Regions from separate parts of the Homo sapiens genome. Here all the other regions are linked to region 2. The links are chromatin loops, found by intact Hi-C in ENCODE. Cell type or tissue: PC-3. All regions are shown on one strand.

Region 1 (8,000 bases), 100 kb before region 2:
AGGGAGGTGGGAATATAGCAATGACCCAAACCAAGTCTCTGCTTCATTTGAGTAAGCTTAGTAAGTGATAACCAAATATGCAAGGAATTGTATTATTTAATACTAGAATGAGGCATTATTAGGGGAGAAGGAATGAAGGAATGATTGGGGGTGCTTTTTAAAAATAATAATACAGGTAAGGAGGTGATACCTGAGCAGAGGCATGAATTAAGTAAGGGAGTGAGCCATGCAGATCTTTTGGGAAAGAGCATCCCGGGAGAGGCCATGGTAAGGGAAAAACTTCAGATGGGAGCTTCCTTTTTGTGACTCCAGTTTGCCTCCATCACTATGAACTTTGACACATCATTTAAACACTTTGAGCCTTTGCTTTCTCCACTGGAAAGTAGAGATAACAGTATTTGACCTTTCCACCTACTGGGTTGGGACCAAGTATAGCAATCTTTGAAGGCTGACAGGCTAGGCCAAGAGGTTATAGCACATGGAAGGCAGCAAATGGCATAAGCAAGTGCTTCAGAGCAAGAAAGTCTCTAAAGCTTATTGAGAGCTAGATAACAGATATCTGTGCTAATCATAAAAATTTAAAAATGTTCTCAAATTAATTAATGGATAACACCATGAAATAGTCTACCTTTGACCCACTTAAATATCTAACTAATGTCTAGTTGTTCCCGATCATTTTACTGTGTGTGTAATGAGCCCTGGTTTTCTTCATAGTTCTGTGGCTGGGTTATGGATCTGACCACCAGGTTAATGTCTCAGAAAGCGTTATGCTGCTGAAGTCTTCATATTTCTTACAGTTCATCAACACATCATTCTTCCTAGCTTGCTAGTCTTTGGGCGATCCTGGCCAAAGACCCTAAGCTTTGGATGTTGGTTTGGAGAAAACATCTTGGTTCCTTTTAAAGATATATCTCCTTCTCCTCCAGCCCTTGCTCTGAATTGATCCTTAAATTTTGATGCAGAAGTGTCATCTGAGAGGATCATTAAAATTGTAGGTCTCTGGGTCCCAATTCTTGAGCTTTTGATTTCACAGGTATATGATGACACTAGAGAAATCTACATTTTATTAAGCTCTAAGGAACACTGCCTAAAATAGCATCTGTAAAATTATGGGATAGGATTTTGCTAGAGTCCTTTCCATCTCTGGGCTTCTGGAAATCCAAGAGTTTTCAAATGTCCTTTTATCATGGACTCGCAGCTGACACTACAGATAACCTGGTTCACCCTGTTCTGCAGTTTACTTTACCATCTCTGTTTTTCCCACCTTCTTTCATTCCAGTTTCCTTTGATTTGCCTCCCTTTCCTCTTTCTGTATTCTACAGGAGTAAATTAAAGGGTTATAAGAATGTATAATATATATAGCCTTATAAGAAGTACTGTTTATTATTTTACCAACCTAAAGCTAGTCCTATAGTGAAATCATCTAGAGTTAAAATTCTCTCCTACTTTTGTAGCCTACAGATACTGCAGTTCACAACGATGCTCCTGGATCACCTATTCTTTTTTCTGTGATACTGGAACTGGTTATCACTATGCCTTATTTCCTTCCATCTCTTAAATTGTGATGAGTCATAGACTTTTACTTCTTTGCAGATGTAGAAAACGAATAAATTGCAAAGCCTTCTCAGTGATTGTGTTGGGTCTGCAACTTAGCACTGTTGACCTTGGGGTTTGTATCTTTTTCTGGAAAACGTAACGGCTCTTCTGGCAACACAATTTTCCATTTTCTATCTCAGAAATACTATAGAGCACTATTCTCTGTGTAGGTGTAGTTGTCGGTATTACAAACATGCCTTCCCTTCTAATGATCTTCTCCCATCTGCCTCTAACACATCATGAGAGGACCTTCTAGGTGGTTTATTTTTATAGGAACTTGGGCTTCACATTTGTTGGAATCTGAATGGGAAGAAGACTGGAGAGAGTGGCTTATACATGTCATATCTATTACCTTGAAGGAATCACCTTCTCTATTGTGATTTTATTATGTTTATCGTAATTATACTTCTACAACTTCACAAGGCATTTAGACATGTTACCAGCCTCTTGCATGAGCTCAATATTGCTTTCTGTGATTTTTATGTCCCTGTTTTAAAAAACGTATGACATCAGAGTGACCACAAATTAACAGGAAAGCCAAAAGTTCTGAGAGAGGGACTGAAGGCTGGGGTGGAGAGGGAGTGCTTCCTTTTCTGGCTTCTTCTGTCAGTACAGCTCCCTACCCCTCACTCAAATGTTCCAGACTATTTACTTGTCATCTGAAGTCAGTCGGCATTCTGCCTATGCCTGCATGGGCTTTGTTCAGCCCTGATGCACCAGGCACAGGGGGAAAGGCAACAATAATATCAAAAAAGGCCGAGTGGGAGGATAGATCTGAGCACTTAGGAAGAGGAATGTTCCTATAAAACAGGGACTCTTGGCAGTAGAGCCAGTGAAAAATGATACCAATTACATAAAGCAAAATGCCACCCATCAAGCAGAACATTTTAATTCTCCCTATTCCAGGCTATTTATGACTTTTTGTCCAAGATTCAATACATATCTGTAAAAATAAATGGAATCAAACTCATCTGTTAGGTAGAATGGGGCCTGTGCTAGAGGGGAAAAAAAAGGCAAGAAAACATTACCAGCATGTTATTGGAGAATTCCAGGGGCTGGGCACAGAAGAACTTCAAATATAATTTTGCCTCTCATGTTTTTTCCTGTTTAGGTTAGTTGTATGAAAAAGAGAGAGGTAACCAATTTTATGGAGACATTTAAAATATTTAAATTAATTTTACTTTCTTTGAGAAGTTTCTATTTTGATTCAATACTTATACTATCCCGCCCAAAAACAATGAATGAACCAACAAACCAACAAACCAGCGAACCAACCAACGAAGCAACAGACCAGCCAACCAACCAACCAACCCACCAACCCAGCTCTCTGTTTTCCAGGGCAACTTTTCTTTACAGTTCTGCCGGAGATGGTCCAGGACTCACAGCTGGTTTCCTGAAAGGCTGCCACAAGATGGCGACAACGTCACAGTGGAGAATGGCCAATTGCTTCTGCTGGACACTAACACAAGCATCCTCAACTTACTGCACATTAAAGGTGTGTGAAGTTTGTAGGTTGGTAATATTATTCTATATGATTATATCACTTGTAGGGGGGATGGAGGAGGGAAACTTTCTGGATAAGTTCCAGAACTTAGTTGACAATTTATCCTCAGACCAAACTGAAATTTTACTATGTAAAGGAAGAAGTGGTCAGAGGGTTCAAAGTGAAAGGCCTTTCTTTGGACTCATTATAAGCACAGAGCTTGATTAGTTTAATTTTTCAAAAACAAGAAGGTTAACAGTGTTCTCAAAGAATATGCTTCTTTATTCAAGCACTTTTTAGTCATGCTTATCCAGGACAGCCCCCACAATATAGCAAAATGCCCTGAAATTGGTTAACGTTGCTGCCTTTGAAATACCCTGCCAAGAAAGCCATGTCTTCCTGCTTTTACCCTGTTGTGGTTTTGACTTCTTGGTCCCATGGAAAGTCATATAAATAGGCTTTCTTATTGCAAAACCGGCTATATAGCTCTAGGGTTTATGAAGTTGGAAGAGGCTGAGATTTCGAATTTCAACCCTACTACCACATCTTCAAATGGCTAAGTCAGTTATTTCACCTCTTTGTGCATTTCTTTCCTTATCTGCTAAATGAGAATAAAAATCATGGCCTACTTTAGTGGCTGGAAATAAGGAATAGTTATCAAAATGCCTCTGTTCATTGGCAAATGAAAATTACATGGGAGATATGATTAGTTATGGATCTCTATGAAACTCTGCACTAAAACACTGTTCTTTACTATAAATATATTTAACACACAAACATTCATCCTTATTAAGATAAGAATATAGCTACATGAGGGGAAAAATAAAATATTTTAAAGAGGATAAACTAATGGAATTTTAATACCTGTCTCTTTTAGACCGAATCAGGATTTAGGCATTTTGTCATTCTCTATTCTGGAAGCTGTTTTTTTTCTCTTCTATAGCAAGGAGAAGTTTTCAGTCAAATCAGTTAATTAGTGCCCTTTAGGGGATAAAATGGTCTGTCAGCTTGGGCTCTTGCCCTGTCTTTGTGTGTGTGTGTTTGTGTGTGTGTGTGTGTGTGTGTGTAGCTAGTGGCTATGGGAATGCCACTATAGACAGTCATCAACTACCTAAGGACCAGCAATGACAAAGGAAAATTACAGACCTAAAGCCTCATTTCAGAGAAAAGATACTCTTGGCAGGCCTTTAACCAGGGCTTTCTCCATATGAATCAAATTCTGCAGGAGTATGGGCTCCCCTTCAGGCATTCAAAGGTCTTGGCCTTATATTGCTACTACCATTTGGGAGAAGTTTCCCAGCTGAAAGTCTTGGATTACTAAATCTCTGGATGTACTGTTACTTCCAGGTAAATCATGAATAGTGTTGACAGCACCAGAGGCTGAAAACAGAGAAGAGGCATCAGAAGGAGAGAAAAGTGTAGGAGAAAGGCAGGATAAGTATAACATTCATTTGACTTCTCACTCTTAAGGATTTAAATATCTGAGCAATCCCAATACTTGCCCCAACCTCCAATAGTGGTTTTTCTTAGCATTTCTGGTTTAGGTAATATTTCACTCTCATATTATTTAGATAAGTGAGTTAGGTTTGGAAAGGCAAACCCTCATCCTGTGGAGAGGGAGAGTAAGTCATCTGAAGGGTCTCTTCTTTCTCTTGGGGAGGAGGAGTAGGTAGGATGTAAGGCTAAGTAGTAGATTCCAGTTTCTGCACGAATAAGATACAGGAGTTGTTGGCAAAAGACAGAGCTACCTAGAGTGAAACGCTGAGGTTTTTATCATAGAGATATAGGTCATAACTTCTAGAAAGAATGAGAACAGGGCAAGGACACAGATCAAATTTTGTTCAACAGATAATTTGTGAATGCTTATTGAGTGGCCTAGGATTCCTGTGTGAAATACAAGAAAAAATGAAGAATAATACTGGCAGTAACATGTAATATTACCAAAGAAAAATAATTAGAAAGTAAATGTAAAAGACTAAAACTTCTGGTTCTAAAATAAGTGATGCTGGCAGTGAGGCCGAATGTATACTGGGGTAATCTTGGTGTCAGTTGTGTAAGATTAGAGTTGGAGAGCGGAGAGGAGGTGAAGGGCAGATCATTTGTGTCTGAGACATATTGCGATCACATAGATATTAACATATACACAAATCAAAGTTTGAGGAAATTCTCCATCTCACTTACTGGAATTGTATACATCCAGTGGCTCAGACCAAAAACCATGGAGGCATCCATGACTTCTTTCTTTCACCTCCTATGACCACCCCATCAGTGAACCCCGTCGGCTGGATCTTCAACATGTGTCCCATGTAGCAACACTTCATTGGTACTAACCTAGTCTTAACCACCACATTTTTGGCCTAGACCATCTTAAATTGCCTCTTATTTTGTTCCCATATTTCAGATTCCTTGTTTTCATTAGTAGTAAAACCCTAATTTCATTGGTGGCAACAAAGTACTCAGCTGAAATGCTCTGTTTCCTGAACACTTTTGTAGCTAGACATAGCCATGTGGCTAAGGGCTTACCATGAGATAGAAGAAGTACCCTGCAGAACATCTGAGAAATTTCCAAAAGTAGAGATGACCCAGTAGGAACTACACCCTATTTTCCCTTCCTTCTTTCTCTTTCCTACTTGCTGGTATATAAATGTAATAGCAACATTTTCGGCCACTATTTTGGACCATGATGCTACTTGTTAGTTAGAATGGAAAAGCGGAAGAATAGGACAAACCCAGGACCCTGATGACTCTGGAGTTGCCATGATAAGGCATTCAACCACCCACCTCTGAAATAACTTTTTGTGACAGGAAAATAAGGCTTCATGGGTTTAAGTAATGGATATTTGGCTTTTATGCTATATGGTAAAGTAAACCCCCAGCAGTTTATGGTCCATTTCCTTTAAAAATTTAAGTCAAATCTCTCCTCAAAACCTCCAGTGGAATCTCAACTCACTGGGAATCAAATCACTGGTCCTTACTATTATTTAACCTCTGATCCCCTTGTTGACCTTGTCTTTCTCATTCACTCTGCTCTAGCTCTTCTATGAATATACCTGCCTCAGGACCTTTGCCTGTAATGTCTATGGCCTGGAATGCTCTTCTTCCACATTCATGTGGCTGGCTCACCTATTTCATTTGCTCTTTGAGAAAATATCAACTAATCTGGGAGGACTTGCTGGCCATCATTTCTAAAATTACAGCCACCCCCCAGGACTCTTTATCCTTTGATGTTGCTTTACTTTTCTTCATAGTACTTATCATCACATGGTATATTATCAATTTACTTGCTTGTTTATAGTCTGTCTCCTCTACTAGAATAAGCTCAAAAAAGACAAAGGATTTCATCAATTTATTTACTGTTGTCTCTTCAGGGTCTAGAACAGTGCCTGATGCATGACGAAGGCTCAAAAATTTTATGTTGATTGTAGAAAGAATGGACAAGTAAATGGTCCTGGGTGAAATTTAAGAAGTGTATATTTTAAACCCTTGCTCTCTTAAATACCACTTTTCCCAGCTAATTTACTTTCACTGTCCTTAGTTGTTCTCACTGATTACACACACACACACACACACACACACGTATGTATAAGTACACACATATACACTTACATATTCACATATACATATTTACACACGCAAAATATGTACATACACACATATGTCTATATATATTTGCATATTATGATGAATTGTTAGGAATATAAAATCTGTTGGTAAGTTATATTTCTGTTTCTAAAAGGCATATGACCAAAGTCTTCACTGGTGAAGAACTACAACTTTCAAATATCTGATCAATGTAACATAGCTGTAAACCTCTTTTAATGTCTTCCCTTGGTCTATAATATGTGTGAAAGTACTTGAAAGATAATAAAGAGCTCTTCAAATATAAGATTGAATAATCACAATCATCATCAACAACAACAACAGTAACTCACCCTCCAAATATTAGTTACTATCTTTTTCATATACATTCACAGTGTCAGAAAAATAGCTGAGTGAAATTTTCTTTACTTTTTCTGATACCATCTGCAGGCTTAGATAAAGCCTGAGAAATTTCAAGCCAAAAATAATTTCTTCAAAAGATTTTAACCGACAAAATATGAAGTATTATAATGGAAGTACTTTCTCAGCCATTTCTATATTACAAAGAATACATTCTACATGAAGTATATATATTTTGAAAGGATTACTGCTAAGTAACAGTGAAACTAGATCACCTAAGAACTACATTTGGAAATACTTTATGAAGGTATTACATCCTTTATATTATTTTTCCATTCATGGAAGCCAGCATCCTGATATGTAGAAAACTGGGCTCGTACAACAGGAAAACCAACACTTTATGGACCCTCAAGAGTCTTGAACTCTCTGTGCCTTACTCATATTTTCATCTATAAAATAGAATTGACATTTTTTTCTTACACATATTACTTATATAGTAGAAGGCAGGGTCATAAATTTTTGGGGGGCAATTGAGAAGTGGCCCCAATGTTTTGTGTCATTATTTATGATGCTATATGTACTGACTCCCAACTTAAAAAGTAGCAGATTCTTTTGTGACTGTGATAAGAGCTTCAGCTGCATTTATTATTTTATTTTAATTAGAAAAAGATCCAGAACTTTTGTCTACTTACTATCTCTACTTCTTCCCTCCTTCCTGCCCTCCCTCCCTTTTTTAAAAAAAAAATATTTTTTAGGGGCACCGTTAAACACAAAAGAGAATTAACCCAATCAATTAATACTAATGAGCTGGGATGGAAATAGGCATATTGCCTTGATTTAGTTAATTATATTTTCATTCTTTTATGTTAAGATGCCCAATGGCCATAGGCATTGCTGAATTAAAATTTATTATTTTTATTCCAAGTAATTATGATGAGCCATAATCACAAAGAAGGAACGTTACCCTCTTGTCAGAGCATTC
Region 2 (8,000 bases):
CAGTGTGCTATGGTATGTCTCTGGTTGGCCAAGGAGTTTGCATCAGATTATTGGATTCTGACTAGAAGGAGAAGAACCTCAAAAGGAAGGTGCAATGTTTCCAAAGACAAATAGAACCAAATTATTGCTAGCATTTAGCAGTTTGACACTATTTGAAGAGGGACCACATTTGTATGGGCCTTCAGAAACTGGGGAGATTATCTGAAAAATGCTTCCTTCAATAATTGAAATTGTAATCTACAGAAACTGAGTCAGGGGAAATAACATCCTAAAAATTGGTCTGTAAATGTGGTGTTAATTGAAATTTGACGAGCAATTAAGTCCAGTTAAGGTGACCAGGGGAATTCTTGGGACCACATTGCTGGAATTAAAAAATATTTCTGGAAATATCTACCCAATTGATTATACTATCACATATTGAGGTAATTTTTTTTTTTTTTTTTTGGGACGGAATCTCGCTCTGTTGCCCAGGCTGGAGTGCAGTGGCGCGATTTCTGCTCACTACAGGCTCTGCCTCCCAGGTTCACGCCATTCTCCTGCCTCAGCCTCCCGAGTAGCTGGGACTACAGGCGCATGCTGCCACGCCCAGCTAATTTTTTGTATTTTTAGTACAGACGGGGTTTCACCGTGTTAGCCAGGATGGTCTCGATCTCCTGATCTCATGATCCACCCGCCTCGGCGTCCCAAAGTGCTGGGATTACAGGCATAAGCCACCGCTCCCGGCCGAGGTAATTTTTTTTAATGATCAACGTGGTATGCATGAGAAGATAGGTGAGGCAGGAGGAATTAAATGTGAACAGATGGATGCTTTTGAACAGAGATCTTCTTTTGGTTTGTAGTTAAAACTATTTTTAAAAAGTGGTTTAATTGACAGCACTTGACTAGGATTGCAGAAATATGAGTTTTCAAGGAAATCATAGCATTTTCCTAGACCAGAGACCATTATTAGTGCACATTGCTTGTGTGTGCCTAGGAGAGGTTTTCTGACCACTGACTATGTTTGTCCTCTTGGCAAATATCCTACTGATATGGGGTTGATTGTATCAAGCTCTAATAACTTAGGATCACCCAACTGCTGATTTCTTTTGAAAATAAGTTTGCAGGAAATCTCTTGACCCTCATGTGATTTTTCTAGGTAGACTTCCAAGTTGGGGAGAAATGTTACTGCATAACCAGCTGGAGTGTTCTGATGCATATAACACTTGTTTATTCAGTCAGAAAATATTTGTTAAACTCCCACTATATGAAAGGCACTTTTATTTCTTATGGTCAATCATTAACTAAAAATTCTGATTTATCAATTAGTCTCTCTTGGATTTAGGTCTTGTGATTTAAATAAATCACAAGATTTATTTAAATAAATCCAAGCCCATATGTCTCAGTAAAAACTGGAAGGATATACTTTTGGAACCTGAAACACTTATAATCATTCCCTGTACTTGAGGAAATTTAGATATTTCTAGTGTGTTTTATTTACTGACCACAGTACCTACTGTAGCCAATTTTGACATTTCTTAGTTCGAACTTACCTCTTATCATGTTTGTTTTACACTTATGTCCCCAAAGCTTATTTTTATTTGCTAAATATAGTTGGGCCAAATTGTTCCTGGAAAATATCCTGGGATTATGGGACTCATGGTTTCCATCAGGGGAAGAGAGAGCCATGATGACTGAGCGCAAATGGCTAGAAATTCTAAGAAGGGAAATTTAACATTCTAAAGCTTTTCTAAAGATTACAATTTAAAACTAAATCCCATATATGGAATGTTTTCTATTCGAAGATGTAAACACCCCATAACTGAAAGAAGGGGAGGGATGAAATATGGTGGGAATTCCTGCACTGAATTGGAAATTAGAACAGATGATCTTTGTGTTCATTCTGATTCTAAGAATATAGGTTGAGAATTGTCCATTAGTTCCAATTTAAATCCTGAAGGGGTGGGTGGGGAAGGGTGGACAACAAACCTAAGTATCTAAAACCCAAAGAAAGGAAGACATTTTCCCCTCCTCACAAGATTTCTAAAGGTTCAGTTAATGCTGCATAGGGAAATCTGAAAAAAGAATAGTTCTTTCATTCCCAAATGCCCTGAGCATTTTTCATCCCTTTCATTTCATTAGTTCATGGATGAAACAAATACATTTAATCTTGCAAGAAATATGTGTCAAGTGCTACATTGCCAGGGTCAATGATCTGTACCATGGAAGGGTTTTTGGTATGTTTTTAAATGACCGAATATCCTGAATAAACCTCTAGGCATTCAAATAAGTAGTGCAGAATGGTAAATCTGGCATATTTGAGGTTCTTAAATGAGACCTAAGTAGATGTTATTGGCCTTGGTGAGTGCTTTATGTAGATTATCTTTATGTTTCATAGTACCTATATGAGATCTATTCTATTGTTGCCTCCATTTTAAAAAGAAATGAATCTAAAGGTTAAATAGGTGCTGAAATTTGCCCAGGTTTACACACCTACTGAGTGCCAATCTAGATTTCAGTTGTTACCCATTTGTTCCAGTGCCCAAGTGTGCAACACTTAAAAAAGTTCCTTTTTGAATTATTCCACGGGCTTATAAATTGGCTTTAGATATACTCATGCCCCATCTCACTGTGAAAACCCAATGTCCTCTTTTGACTCATTTCCCTTACTTTGAGAATTTAATTATCTGCCTGCGGCAAAATGCCACAGTTAAAGATTCTCATGAAAACTAAACCAAAGGAGGAAGAACAGTCATAATGTGTATTGATTTTTTTTTTTTTTGGATTTTGCTTTATTTCTTTAGGTCCACTTTCACTCTCTTTTAGGGGTCTAATCATTGGCTAAATCTACTTATGCTTTAATGAAGTCTTAAAAATCATTTTCTGGGATGGCTGTATAGAATAAGTTGGGTAACTGGATTCACAAATTTCGAGTTCTACTTTGTGATACTCACATATTGCTTTTGCTCTACCCTGCCTCAGTCTCCTCATTTGGTAAAATGCAGTTCTTCTGAACGTTTTTATACGTTCTATATATAGAACTTTATATACATTAGAAAATGTCACTGGCTGCTTTTGGAAGATCTCATCTATGCATTGTTCATTCATATAACAAACATGATTTGGGTGCCACTGTGTGCTGGGCCCTGTGCCAGGGCAGAGGATACCAATAAGAAAGGGGAAAACACCTCTAACTTAGGGATCTTATAATCTATGTTTTTAAAAAGGCAAAGCCAAGAACACATAGGTACTGTAATAGCAGTGAGTACTAGGCATTACACAAGACTGCAGGAGAGGAGCAGGTTACCTCATCATTCTAGAGAAGGATGCTGAAGCCACTCCTGCTGGGCATTTTGAGCAGGACTTCTGAGAGTCTCAGCACCTAGGCATGTCAGGTCCCAGGCCTCTGTCAATTGTTCCTCATGTGAATATCCAATTACCAATAATAATGTTTTTTGCTGTTGATAAATCTGGTCCAAGGCAAAATTCTGGCCATAGACATTTCTTTGTTAAAATCATAGTATATAGTCTTGGTTCATACAAAATCATTAATGTGACATTTATTAGTGGTGGAGGTTGCAGTGAGCTGAGACTGCGCATTGCACTCCAGCATGGGCAACAAGAGCGAAACTCCGTCTCAAGGAGAAAAACAAAAAACAAACAAAATAAAAAACCTGAGAGTCACCACCTCCAGTTCACCAGGACATTGTAATTTGCAAATGATCCAATGGCAACTTCCCACTGGGTTGTTTTCACTCACACAGTGACTGCTAAAACCTCCCTAGACATACAACTAAAGAGGGCCTAAGACATATGTGGAGAGAATGGAAAGATGATTGCAATTGATGAAAGAGGAATGTATTGGATTCAGAATGAGCAAATAATCTCTCAACCCATTTTTTTTCCTTTTAAAATCACCTTAGAGCGAATACTCCTGAAGTTTCTTATGATTTAACCATGACTGACAGCAGAAATAAAACAACCACTGTCAATTATGTACGTGATACATTGTCTAACCCTCGTGGCTGGATGGCTCTGCTCTTGGACCAAGAGACCTACTCATTGCAATCTGAGAACCTTTGGATCAACAGATCTCTGCAGGTAACCCAAGGAATCCATTAGTTGGTATGCTGCATTCTCATTTGTTCTTATCTTTCTTTGTTTGAGATAATGGGTTGAAAGAGGAGCAGGTTATCTCGTTATTGAAAGTCTTGGCATATTCTGATGCAGATAAAGAAAACTTCAATAGTATTTTGGCCAGATGAATATAAGCTAAATATGAGATTTGGTTGCTTTTTAAACTTGAAAATTTTAGAATCTATTTATGTGTTATTGTGAATGCAGAATGGTTACGCCTGAAAATTTAAATTTATTAATACAATGAGAAACAACCTCTACACATCTTATAGCATTGCATTTCTTTAAAACTTATTGGTCAATAGCCAATTTACCCTAGAGAGAAGTGTTTGTAGCCAGAGAAAATGCCTTACCAAAGCATTTATACATTGCATACTGCCACCTTGTGGTCAAAGATTAACTTGCCAATCGAAGTCTGTATGAGTCCCCAGGCTGGATTGGGTTAAGGGAGACAAATAAGAGCAGTGAAGATAGAAATGGCCGTGTGGCAAGATGGCTTACTAGAAACAGAGACGTTCGGAGGCTACCATCGAAAAAACAAAACAAAAACATAATAAGCATGTGAAGCCTTCATCGGCAACCAAGGTATCCAGGTTCTCTTATCAAAATTGACTAGAAGGCTGGCGTGACCCACGGAGAGAAGGAAGAGCAGTGTGGTGCGGTGGCCCACCTGAGAGCCACACGGGGAAAAGGAACTCCGTTCCCCACAGCCAAGGGAGGCGGTGAGTGAGCCGCTACCCAGCCGGGGAAACTGCTTTTTCCACGGAATTGTGCAACCCATGGGTCGGAAGATCCCACTCGCGAACCCACACCACCACCCGGGCCTAGAGCCCTAAGCAGATTCTTACAGCCTCTCAGCTGGAATCTGCTTAAGCCTACCAAACTCCCGCGGGGAGGGGCGACCAGCACTGGCTGCAGCTGCCTGCTGTCTAAGCCATTTGAGCTCCCAGTTTGGAGCTCAGGAGAGGCAGCAGCCAGCACTGGGACTTGCAACTGCCTAACATGCTAAGCTCTGTGGATGGGGGAAAGGCAGCACCCATTTCTATAGCTCTAGGCTGCGTTTTTTCCCTGTTGGAGCCAGGGAGGCTGGATGGCTTTGTCCCAAGACTTGTCCCCACAGCCCAACATACCAGCTGTGGCTGTCTGCAGCCAGAGTGCCTCTTTGGGCCTAACTCTGACCCATCCTTCCTCAGTGGGCAGGCAGGGCTTCCCCGCAGGATCTCCAATAACTCCAGCCAGAGGCTCCGGGACAGAATTCATATCTCCCTGGGTCTGAGCCCCAGGGGGAGTGGGTAGCTGCAGTCTCCGTGGACCAGCAGACTTGGCCTGTCCTCCTGATAGTTCTGAGGAATCCCGGCAGCCCAGACGAGTGGGTTTCCCCCCAGTGAAACACACCCTCTCCACCAAGGGACAAAGTGCTTTGTTGAACGGGTCCTGCTCCTCATGCCACCAAACTGGGTGAGATCCTCCAACAGAGGTTGTCAGACACCCTATACAGGAGCGATCCTACTGGCATCAGGTTGGTGCCCCTCGAGGTCAGAGGTCCCAGAAGGAACAGACACCCATCTTTGCTGCACTCCTGTCTCCTTGAGTGACATCTCCAGGCATGGGAGCAAATCAGATGAATAGGGCCTGAAGTGAACCCCCAGCAAACTGCAGCAGCCCAACAGAAGAGGGACCCGAAAGAAAAACAAACAAGCAGAAAGCGACAACAACAGCATCAACAACAACAAAAACAACAAAAAGGCCCCCACAAAAATCCTATCCAAGGGTCAACAGCCTCAAAGACCAAAACTAGACAAGCTCAAAAGGATGAAAAAGAATCAACGAGAAAATGCTGAAAACCAAAAAGGCCAGAGTGCCTCTTCTCCTCCAAATGATCACAACATTTCTCCATCAAGGGCACAGAACTGGATGGAGGATCAAATGGATGAATTGAGAGACGTAGGCTTCAGAAGATGGGTAATAAAAAACTACAATGAGTGAAAGGAGCATGCTCTAACCTAATGCAAAGAGGCTAAGAACCTTGATAAAAAGTTAGAGGAATTGCTAACTAGAATATCCAGTTTAGAGAGGAATATAAACGACCTGATGGAGCCAAAAAACACAGCATGAGAATTTTGTGAAGCACACACAAGTATCAACAGCCGAATTGACCAAGTAAAAGAAAGGATATCAGAGTTTGAAGACCACCTCACTGAAATAAGACATGCACACAAGAAAAAAGAATGTAAAGGAATGAACAAGGTCTCCAAGAAATATGGGATTTCATAAAAAGACTGAACCTATGATTGATTGGAGTACCAGAAGGAGACAGGGAGAATGGAAAAAAGCTGGAAAACACACTTCAGGATATTATTCAGGAGAAGTTCCCCAACCTAGCAAGACAGGCCAACATGCAAATTCAGGAAATGCAGAGAACACCATTAAGACACTCTATGAGAAGACCAACCCCAACTCCATGAGAAGACCAACATATAATTATCAGATTGTCCAAGGTCAAAATGAAGGAAAAACTGTTAAAGGCAGCCAGAGATAAAGGCCAGGTCACCTACAAAGGGAAGCCCATCAGACTAACAGCAGACTTCTCAGGAGAAACTCTATAAGCCAGTGGAGATTGGAAGCCAATATTCAACATTCTTAAAGAAAAGAATTTTCAACCCAGAATTTCATATCCAGCCAAACTAAGTTTCATAAGCAAAAGAAAAATAAAATCTTTTCCAGATAAGCAAATCCTGAGGGATTTCGTTACCACCAGACCTGCCCTGCAAGAGCTGAAAGAAGCACTAAATATGGAAAGGAAAAACCGGTACCAGCCACTATAAAAACACACCAAAATATAAAGACCAATGACACTACAAAGAAACTGCATTGACTAGTGTGCAAAATAACTAAATTATATCAAGATGACAGGATCAAATTCACACATAACAATACTAACCTTAAATGTAAATGGGCTAAATGCCCCAATTAAAAGACACAGATTGGCAAATTGGATAAGGAGTCAGGCACCCATCAGTGTGCTGTATTCAGGAGACCCATCTTATGTGCAAAGACACACACAGGCTCAAAATAAAGGGATGGAGGAAAACTTACCAAGCAAATGGAAAGAAAAAAAAAAAAACAGGGTTTGCAATCCTAGTCTCTGATAAAACAAACTTTAAACCAACAATGATCAAAAAAGACAAAGAAGGGTATTACATAATGGTAAAGGGAACAATGCAACAAGAAAAGAAACGCTAACTATCTAAATATACATGCCCCCAATACAGGAGCACCCAGATTGATAAAACAAGTTCTTAGAGACCTACAAAGAGACTTAGACTCCCACACAATAATAGTGGGAGACTTTAATACCCCACTGTCAGTATTAGACAGATCAATGAGACAGAAAATTAACAAGGATATGCAGGACTTGAACTCAGCTCTGGATCGAGTGGACCTAGTAGACGTCTGCAGAACTCTCTATCCCAAATCAACAGAATATACATTCTTCTCAGAGCCACATGGCACTTAATCTAAAATCGACCACATAATTGGAAGTAAAACACTCCTCAGCAAATGCAAAATAACTGAAATAATAACAAACAGTCTCTCAGACCACAGTACAATCAAATTATAACTCAGGATTAAGAAACTCACTCAAAACCACAAAATTTCATGGAAATTGAACAATCTGCTCCTGAATGACTCCTGGGTAAATAATGAAATTAAGACAGAAAGAAGTTCTTTGAAACCAATCAGAACAAAGAGAAAATGTATCAGAATCTCTGGGACACAGCTAAAGTAGTGTTAAGAGGGAAATTTATAGCACTAAATGCCCACATCAGAAAGCTAGAAAGATCTCAAATCGATACCCTAACATCACAATTAAAAGAGCTAGAGAG
Region 3 (8,000 bases), 160 kb before region 2:
AGTATGATTAAATTTTTATCATTTTGTAATATTTCACAGGTGGACTCATATTTCAACAATAATAAGCCAAATGCACAGAACAATTAAATTGGTTGGACTGTTTTCTCCGTTTAGATATACCAAAAATTGCCTAGCCTTTCCCTCCAGTGAAGAAAAGCTTTCAATTTCTATTCACTTAAAGCCTTGTTGCACTTGAGATAGTTCAAATTTGGTTGTGATTTAGAAAGTAAGGAAAAAAACTATAGAAACAGAATCTTAGACTGTTGGAGTACTAACTAAGACATTTCTTAGAAAAAATTTGGTCTCAGCTTGGTGGAACACTGTGGGGACTAGGATTTGGCTCTAGTCTATCACTAATTTTGCTAATTTATGCTTGACTTTTCTGAGACTCAGCTTCCTTATTTGATAAAGGCACTACTCCCTAAGATTCCATGTTTTTTTATGATGGAAGAGCAGGGAAATAAGAAATGCATCTTAAACCAAAAGCATTATTTTTGAGTTAGTCAAGTGGCTAAGTACCACCTAGACCTGGTATGAAGGCAGTAGTGAGGGGAACTCTGTATCTCAGTGTAAACTAGAAATGTGGACTGGTTTTACTCATACAAATGTCCCAAAACATGTACAGTTATTGCATCACTATTAACAATAGCAAAAGAGGAGAAAAAATGGAAATTTCAATAAATAGGAAAATTGTCAAATAAATTGTAGCAGGGCCCTATAATGGAATTCTAAGTAGCTACTAAAATGAACTGGATCCATAGAGTTTTGAAAAAACATCTATGCTATACTTTGAAGCAAAAAAGCAAGTTCCAGAATAATATGGATAGAATAATGCTTTGAATCAGAAACATAGATGCTTAAAAATTCTGGAAGGAGCCATAAGAAACTCTATACCTGGGTACCTCCGGGGAGGGAGTCAGATGGTTGGGGGAATTTTTATTTTCATTTTATGGCTCTTTGAATAAAAAGTTTAAAAACTATAAATAAGCATTAATTTTCCATATAAAAATTGTTACATTAAAAAAAAACCTCTTTAACACAATAGGATATTGAATGTGATTGGAGTCAGACAAGGCCAGAGCCTAAGTGGAGAGGAAACTGAGGCCAGCAGCCACCTCAAGCCAGTTGTGCGGATTCTGAGGATGTGAAAAGAAGAATGGGTAGTGAGGAAGCAAATGTTTGAATTTTGAGTTGAGTAAAGAAGGGAGATTTGCCTGTATGATCAAGAACTTGTACCTTTGTCTTTAAAGGCTGCCTGGGTGGAAGGCTGGTGCATGTGTTTGGAGCGGGATTTTCTCCAGGGAATGTCTCAGCTGCTGTGTGTGGTGCTCCCTGCCGAGTCCTGGCTAATGCTACAGTGTCTGCCTTCAGCTGCTTGGTTCTGCCCCTGGATGGTGAGTAAAGATGCCACACACATATATTTTAAAGCATATATATGGAAATGATATTCTTTGGTTAATTCTATTTTTGTGATTAATGCTGTACTGACTACTAATTTCTCTATGTGTGCCTAGGAAAAGAATTTCTCTACTCCTCATCTAAAATGATAGTTAGAATCTGAGGCCACCTGTTAAAATGATTCATCATAACTTTTGTCATATTAATATGTCAATGTTAGATGAATATTGAAACACTTATCACCTGTGTTCTTAACTGCAGTCTTAGGATGACAGAGGAAGTAATTCTGAATTCTGAATATTAGTTTCAATGACAGCTATAGGAGTCATGGAGGAAACAAGCTCTTGGCTTTGTTCTGAGGTGAGGTTGCTGAAGACATCTGCTTATTGGAGGTACCAGTAAAGGGATGGAGATTTTCAAGCTGGATATCACTTGAAAATTAGCTTTGTGTGTTCAGTTTTCGGTTTCTTATTATAGGCAAAAGAGCCAACACTCATGTTGTCTTCTTGTTTTGCAATACTCACATAATTACTTATTTCTTATTCAGTAAAACACCACAATTGCTCACTACTTTAAGCTGCGTAGTGATCATATAAATTGTGGTATGAGAAGCCGTGTCTTTGTGGGGAAAGAGATGAGAGAGTAAGTTGCAAAGCTTGGGGATTCACAACACATGGTAATACCCCACTGAGCTTCAGGAAATAAAGTCAAAAGGAAGAAATTACTGTTATTACTACAGGACCTTACTACATTTGAGATAGCTCACATTTAGCCAGGTGATTACCTTATTTGCCTAATCATAAATCTTGTACCTGTGCACTTAACCGTTTACATACCTCCTTTCTGTGTAGTGTTTAAGTTTTATTCCTAATTTATTTGTCTGCAACTTGAATGTGGGCTAAAGATTTACAAAATGATAAAAGCACCACATCATCTGAGCTTGGATGAGAATTTAATGATGGATAATGCTATTGTGATGGAAATTTGTGCTGTGTTGTCTTATACAAAGAGGAGAAGGAGGGGAAGGAGGAGGGGGAAGAGGGAAGAGGAAGAAGAAGGGGAGGAGAAAAAAATTTTTGTTAAAATGCTAGAAATTGAGTTTCCTATTATCATCATGTATATAAACACATTATGGAAGAGAGATAGAGTCCACAATGGGAAATTTAAGATACAATAGAAGATTGAAGTTCAAAACATTGTCTGATTCACTGCTCTACCTCCTCTGCTAGGAACAGTGTTGCAGAGGGTATGTGCAAAATTAGTGCTTGGTGAGGAATAAATGAGAGATAGCATAAACAGAAAGCTAAGACTGCACATTTATAGGCTCTAATTTTTAACTAATACTGCTACATTTTTTAAAAAAGCTTTCATATATACACTGCTCAAATTAATATACTTTTAAAAGCCCCGTGTTATTATTTCAAAACACTTAATTTCAACTAGTATAAGATAAAAATCAATGATGTTTCAGGATCAGGTAAGTTGTGATATTTTAAGTTTTATAACTTCTTGGGGAAGAATAATAAAATAATTATTGTGTTTAGAAAGATTTAGAAAAGAACTCAACATTCCATGATTTTTTAAAGAGGAAAATTAGTTGGAAACTGTAACTATTTATATGGCCACTAGGTGTCACCAAACACTCATTGATTGTGCAAGGCACACATTTACTCTAGAGGAATGCATAATTTAACTAATTTTCCTTTCATAAAAAAGTCTTTTAAAAGACTTTCAATCACAATGTCTAAAGATTGAGAGGAAATTGTGAGAGCCAACTCCAGAGGTTTCTTACTTAAGATCCAAGATGGGATTTGGGGATTCTGTTAACCCGCTGAAACTGGATGAAGCATTTTGAGTGTATGACTGTGTATTTTTTTTTTTTCCCTAGGAAGTAGGTCTATAATGGACATCAAATGTCAAAGGGGATAGGTCTTAGACATTACTAGAAACTACTACTAATTTCTCCATTTTCAGACAGGATTGAGTACAACCAAGTTAGCTAAAAATCACTTGTATTTTTAAAGATTTTTCAGGGGAGAATTTCCCAGCAGCAACCCTTACAAGTGTTTCGCAGTTGCTCTTTTCAGAGAAATCCATCCTCTGCCTAATGGATGCTCCCCTACTCTAATTTTTTCAACCTTAATCAGCGGGTGGTTCTTTGGAAAGTGGAGTATTCTTAGTTCCTCTATGGCAGCAGTTCTGGAAGTGTGCTTCCCAGAGCAGTAGCTGCAAGGGCCTCACCCGGGAGCTTGTTAGAAATGTGAATTCTTGGGCCCTACTGAATCAGAAACTTTCCAAGTAAACATTTTAGTATCTCACTTTTCAGCCCTCTCTGAAATCCTATATTCTTTCCTAATTTGAAGCCCCAAATGAGGAAGCTGTTCTATACAAGCAAGTTCTGGCCAAATTGGGTAGCATCGTAAGATGCCTGTGTATCGTCTGATCCCATGTTTGTTTGTACAATTATACTGCAGTCTTGCTGGTTAATAAGCTTTCTGTTACCTACTGTTATCCCAAGGGGTGTGTGTGTGCACGCACGCATTTCTACCATGGCTGTGCACAGCTGGACTTTCCTCATATTTATATGATTTCTTTTTTTCTTTTGTAGTTTACTGTCTTACTCTTTTCATTTGTTCTTTTGTTTATTTCTGTTAACTTCTCTCATTTACCAAGGTCGCTTTGAATTCTGACCCGTGCTTTGAGTTTTTTTCTTCAGTTTGACTTTGTACCATAGAGTGATGTTTCACATTCCAGGTTACAGATAATGACCCTGAACTCAAACGTTCTTAATTATTGTTTTGTTTATGCCTGTGCCACAGAACTAATATGTTTTCTTTACATGTGTGGGGCAGGGGGAGTTAAAGCAGGGGGCTCTACAAATGTGCTTTTGCTATTTTGGAGGTCACCCATTTTTACCATCCCCACAAACTGTACTTCTAACCATAGGAGAAATTTCCTTTTTCTTGTAATGAGTTGCCAAAACATCCTGTTAGGTGAAACTAATACTTTGTGTTTGTTTAAAATGAGCAAAATCTTTGATCTTTGGCTTTCTTGCATTTATACCTTGAATTATACCACATGACATTTTCATGGAAACTTTAACTTTTCCATAAGGCATGGAAAGCTAAAGTGATTAAGGTCACGCAGCTATTTAGTGGCAGAACTTTGAGTAAAACCCATAGATTTTGATCCCCAGCCCTGGGTGATTTTCATAATCCTGCTTGTCAATTTGCATCTACTTAATCACCTTTAATGAATTCATTATTTTATAGGTGTGGAGCTTGTTTTTATTTGCCTTAGGGCTTACTAACTGGAAAGTTCTTATGTTTTGTCTGTTCATACAAGAGTCCTACTGTCAGTCATTTTTATTGCTCTAATTCATTCAAAACACATTCACAGCCAACCTCCTAGGTGCCAGGTGCTTTAGAATATAACAGCAACAATAGTACTATTTGGGCATGATTGCATAACTACAAACCCTCCCCCACGTACTTATCTCATGTAACCCTTGCCACAGCACTGTAATGAGGCGGGGAAGCACAGGTCTAAGCCCACGGCCCTTGATAACCTCTGTTGCATTACCCACATGGGCAGGCTTGCTGCAGAGGAAGCAGGCTACAGAGATTTTTTTAAATTTTCCCTCTTTATTAAGGTTTTCAGACAGAGCTGCTCCTAAACCATCTCATGTGGAGCTTTGTTCATCTTCTAGTTAAAGATCATTCCCAGTCTGCCTCATGATGCTTTTTATATGTGGGTCATGACTCAGAAAAAAATGGCCTGAGAGTCAGCATGCTTCAAATACTTGCTTTTTATCTCTATAACATGCTAATGTTTATAATTATGTGAAAATCAAGAAATTCATAAACTTATCCAAGTCAATAAGACAAACAACCCAATAGAAAAATGGGCAAATGAGAGAAACAGGAATTTCACAGAAGAGAAAACATGAGTTGTTACCAAACATAAAAAAGTTGGTCAACTTGGCCAGGCACGGTGGCTCATGCCTGTAATCCTAGCACTTTTTGAGGCTGAGGCAGGTGGATTGCCAGAGCTCAGGAATTCAAGATCAGCCTGGGCAACATGGTGAAACCCTCTCTCTGCTAAAATACAAAAGATCATCCGGGGTGTGGTGGTGTGCACCTGTAGTCCCAGCTACTCAGGAGGCTGAGGCAGGGGAATTGCTTGAACCCGGGAGGCGGAAGTTGCAGTGAGGTGAAATTGTGCCACAAGCCTGGGCAACACAGCGAAACTCTGTCTCAAAAAATAATAATAATAATAATAATTGGTCAACCTAAAAGTAATGATTGAAATGCAGATTAAGACGACAGTGAAATGCCATTTTACACACCTGATTGGCAAAAATTAAAAGTCTGATAATTTCAAGTGCTTGTAATTATATGGAGTAATGGGAACTTACAAATATGGCTGGTAGGAATACAAAATGGCACAACTACTTTGGAAAACAATATGGCACTATCTTGTAAAGCTGAACTTGTACCTACTCTTTGAATAAGAAATTTTCTTGATAGGCATGCACCCTAGATGAAATTTTGTACGTTTTTAGTAGCAAAAGCTAGGAAATACCAAAAAGTTCATTGATAAGAGAATAGATAAATTTATTGTGGTAGTTTCATGCAATACAATATTGAACAGCAGTGAAAATGTATTAACAATAGTTATATGTAGTAATGTGGATAAATCTTGAAAATATAATATGGAATGAAAAAATCAGACCCAAGAATATTTTATCATGTATCATATTTTATAAAGTTCAAAAACAAGGAAAACTCAATCTCTTGTTTAGGAATACAAATGTTTGTGATAAAACTATTTAAAAAATGCCAAGTGGTTATTTCTGAGAATGAGGAGGAAAGGGACGAACTTGGGGAGAAACACACAGATTTAAGTGTATTATAAGTGTTTTATATCTTATGTTGGCTGGGAAATTCACTTGAGTTTTTTTTATGATGATTATTCATATTTTACAAAAATGATACTTGTATTTTTCTGTGTACATTACACATATACAATACATTTTAAAAAAAGTAAACTGCTAACTTCATATTCCTATTGGTCAAAGGAGGACACAGGAACTTCATTTGTGAAACCGACTAGAGGCCTTAGGTTCTCTCTGTGGTTCTTTCCTAATGGTGACTGTTTCCTGCAGTGTCCTTGGCCTTCCTGTGTGGCCTGAAGCGTGAGGAGGACAGCTGTGAGGCTGCCAGACACACCTATGTGCAGTGTGATTTGACAGTTGCCATGGCGACAGAGCAACTGCTTGAATCGTGGCCTTACCTCTACATTTGCGAGGAAAGTTCCCAATGCCTCTTTGTGCCAGATCATTGGGCAGAGTCAATGTTTCCATCATTCTCGGGCCTCTTTATCAGGTAACTTTACCTTCTCCCTCCCTGAACTTCCCCACAAATGCTTGGCCAATGGACCGATGGAGCCATCAGAGAGTGTAGGCTGGGTGGATGTGGCCTGGCAGCCGTGGTAAGGGCTACAACTCTCTTGGAGGGGCCATTCCATTGTGGATTCCAGCCAGCCTGCATATCAAAGCATCTCCTGTCTTTTTCAACTGTTTAAGAGAACATCTGAAAAATCTGCCCAGTAAACAGCTCGCTTTGTTCTTGCTTAGATTTTAATATTTATCTTCCGATCCAAAGCAACATCTGGTGAATGCCAATGGGGAAAAAGATTAGACGTTATGAAAAACAGAAGGCTTTTTCCCCGCTTTCCTTTTTCTTTTCTTTCCAAACAGATTCACAAGTATGAAAAAAAGCCATAGAGAAATCCAGCAGATTGTACAATGTTTATTCAAAAGAAGGAGGGTTGCATAGGCGGAATTACTGTAGATCTAGGATTTAGAAGCCATAAGCGTATAAGCATTTTTTTAACTTAAAAAAGAGGCTGACAAATAAACACCACAACTTTCCAAGTTAACCCCCCTTTTCTAAACAAATAAAAAAGAAGTGTGACCATGCTAGTAATTCTGGATTGCTTTCATTTCAGCAAGGAGTTCCTTTCCTATACAGGGCAGTGTCTCATGACTGAACATTGTCATGTAAACTTCTTTATGTCTTACGTAGATAGAGTGGCTACCTTTGATTATCTAATGAAGGTCTCTTTTCTTTTTCTTTTCTTTTTTTTTTTTTTTTTTTGAGACAGAGTCTTGTTCTGTCGCCAAGGCTGGAGTGCAATGGCATGATCTCGGTTCATTGCAACCTCTGCCTCCCAGGTTCAAGGTACTCTCATGCCTCAGCCTCCCCAGTAGCTGGGATTGCAGGTATATACCACCACGCCCAGCTAATTTTTGTATTTTTAGTAAAGACAGGGTTTCATCATGTTGGCCAAGCTGGTCTCAAACTCCTGAGCTCAAGCAATCCACCCGACTTGGTCTCCCAAAGTGCTAGGATTATAGGCATGAGCCACCGTGCCCCGCCTCTTTTCTTATAAAATATGAAACTAAACAAGACCACTTCCCCACGGTGAAAGAGATAACCAGCTCTTTTCATGGCATCTGACTTTGTGATGTCCTGAGACAGTTTGTGTTTTAGTGTGAATTTGGCACCAGAGGTTTAGGTTTAGCTGGAGGAAAAGAG

What was found. A loop is a pair of places that touch in the nucleus more often than their neighbours do. Peaks named below come from ENCODE experiments on the same cell type or tissue, not always from the same donor. Only the 100,000 strongest peaks of a DNase experiment are listed, where the experiment ranks them.
Region 1: it touches region 2 in a loop (15-fold over the local background); 33 of 110 quality-filtered maps call a loop at or near these places.
Region 3: it touches region 2 in a loop (6-fold over the local background); 65 of 110 quality-filtered maps call a loop at or near these places.

Annotation. Positions count from the first base shown.
Region 1 is chr6:51,954,961-51,962,960 of GRCh38, reverse strand. PKHD1 (PKHD1 ciliary IPT domain containing fibrocystin/polyductin) reads left to right here. Exons shown (of 67, transcript NM_138694.4): 36 at 2,935-3,091. Among named protein-coding and RNA genes, the nearest start is that of PKHD1, 130 kb to the left of the region's middle. In PC-3, a CTCF peak has its summit at 3,009 (motif pointing right); a DNase peak (open chromatin) is centred at 3,010.
Region 2 is chr6:51,851,970-51,859,969 of GRCh38, reverse strand. PKHD1 (PKHD1 ciliary IPT domain containing fibrocystin/polyductin) reads left to right here. Exons shown (of 67, transcript NM_138694.4): 49 at 3,900-4,077. Among named protein-coding and RNA genes, the nearest start is that of PKHD1, 230 kb to the left of the region's middle. RefSeq lists enhancers at 4,429-4,952, 4,953-5,477. In PC-3, CTCF peaks have their summits at 4,302 and 4,503 (motif pointing left); DNase peaks (open chromatin) are centred at 2,659 and 4,519; H3K27ac peaks cover 2,814 bases.
Region 3 is chr6:52,016,195-52,024,194 of GRCh38, reverse strand. PKHD1 (PKHD1 ciliary IPT domain containing fibrocystin/polyductin) reads left to right here. Exons shown (of 67, transcript NM_138694.4): 33 at 1,251-1,394; 34 at 6,566-6,785. Among named protein-coding and RNA genes, the nearest start is that of PKHD1, 67 kb to the left of the region's middle. RefSeq lists an enhancer at 1-145. In PC-3, a CTCF peak has its summit at 3,031 (motif pointing right); no DNase peak of the experiment used is centred here; H3K27me3 peaks cover 460 bases.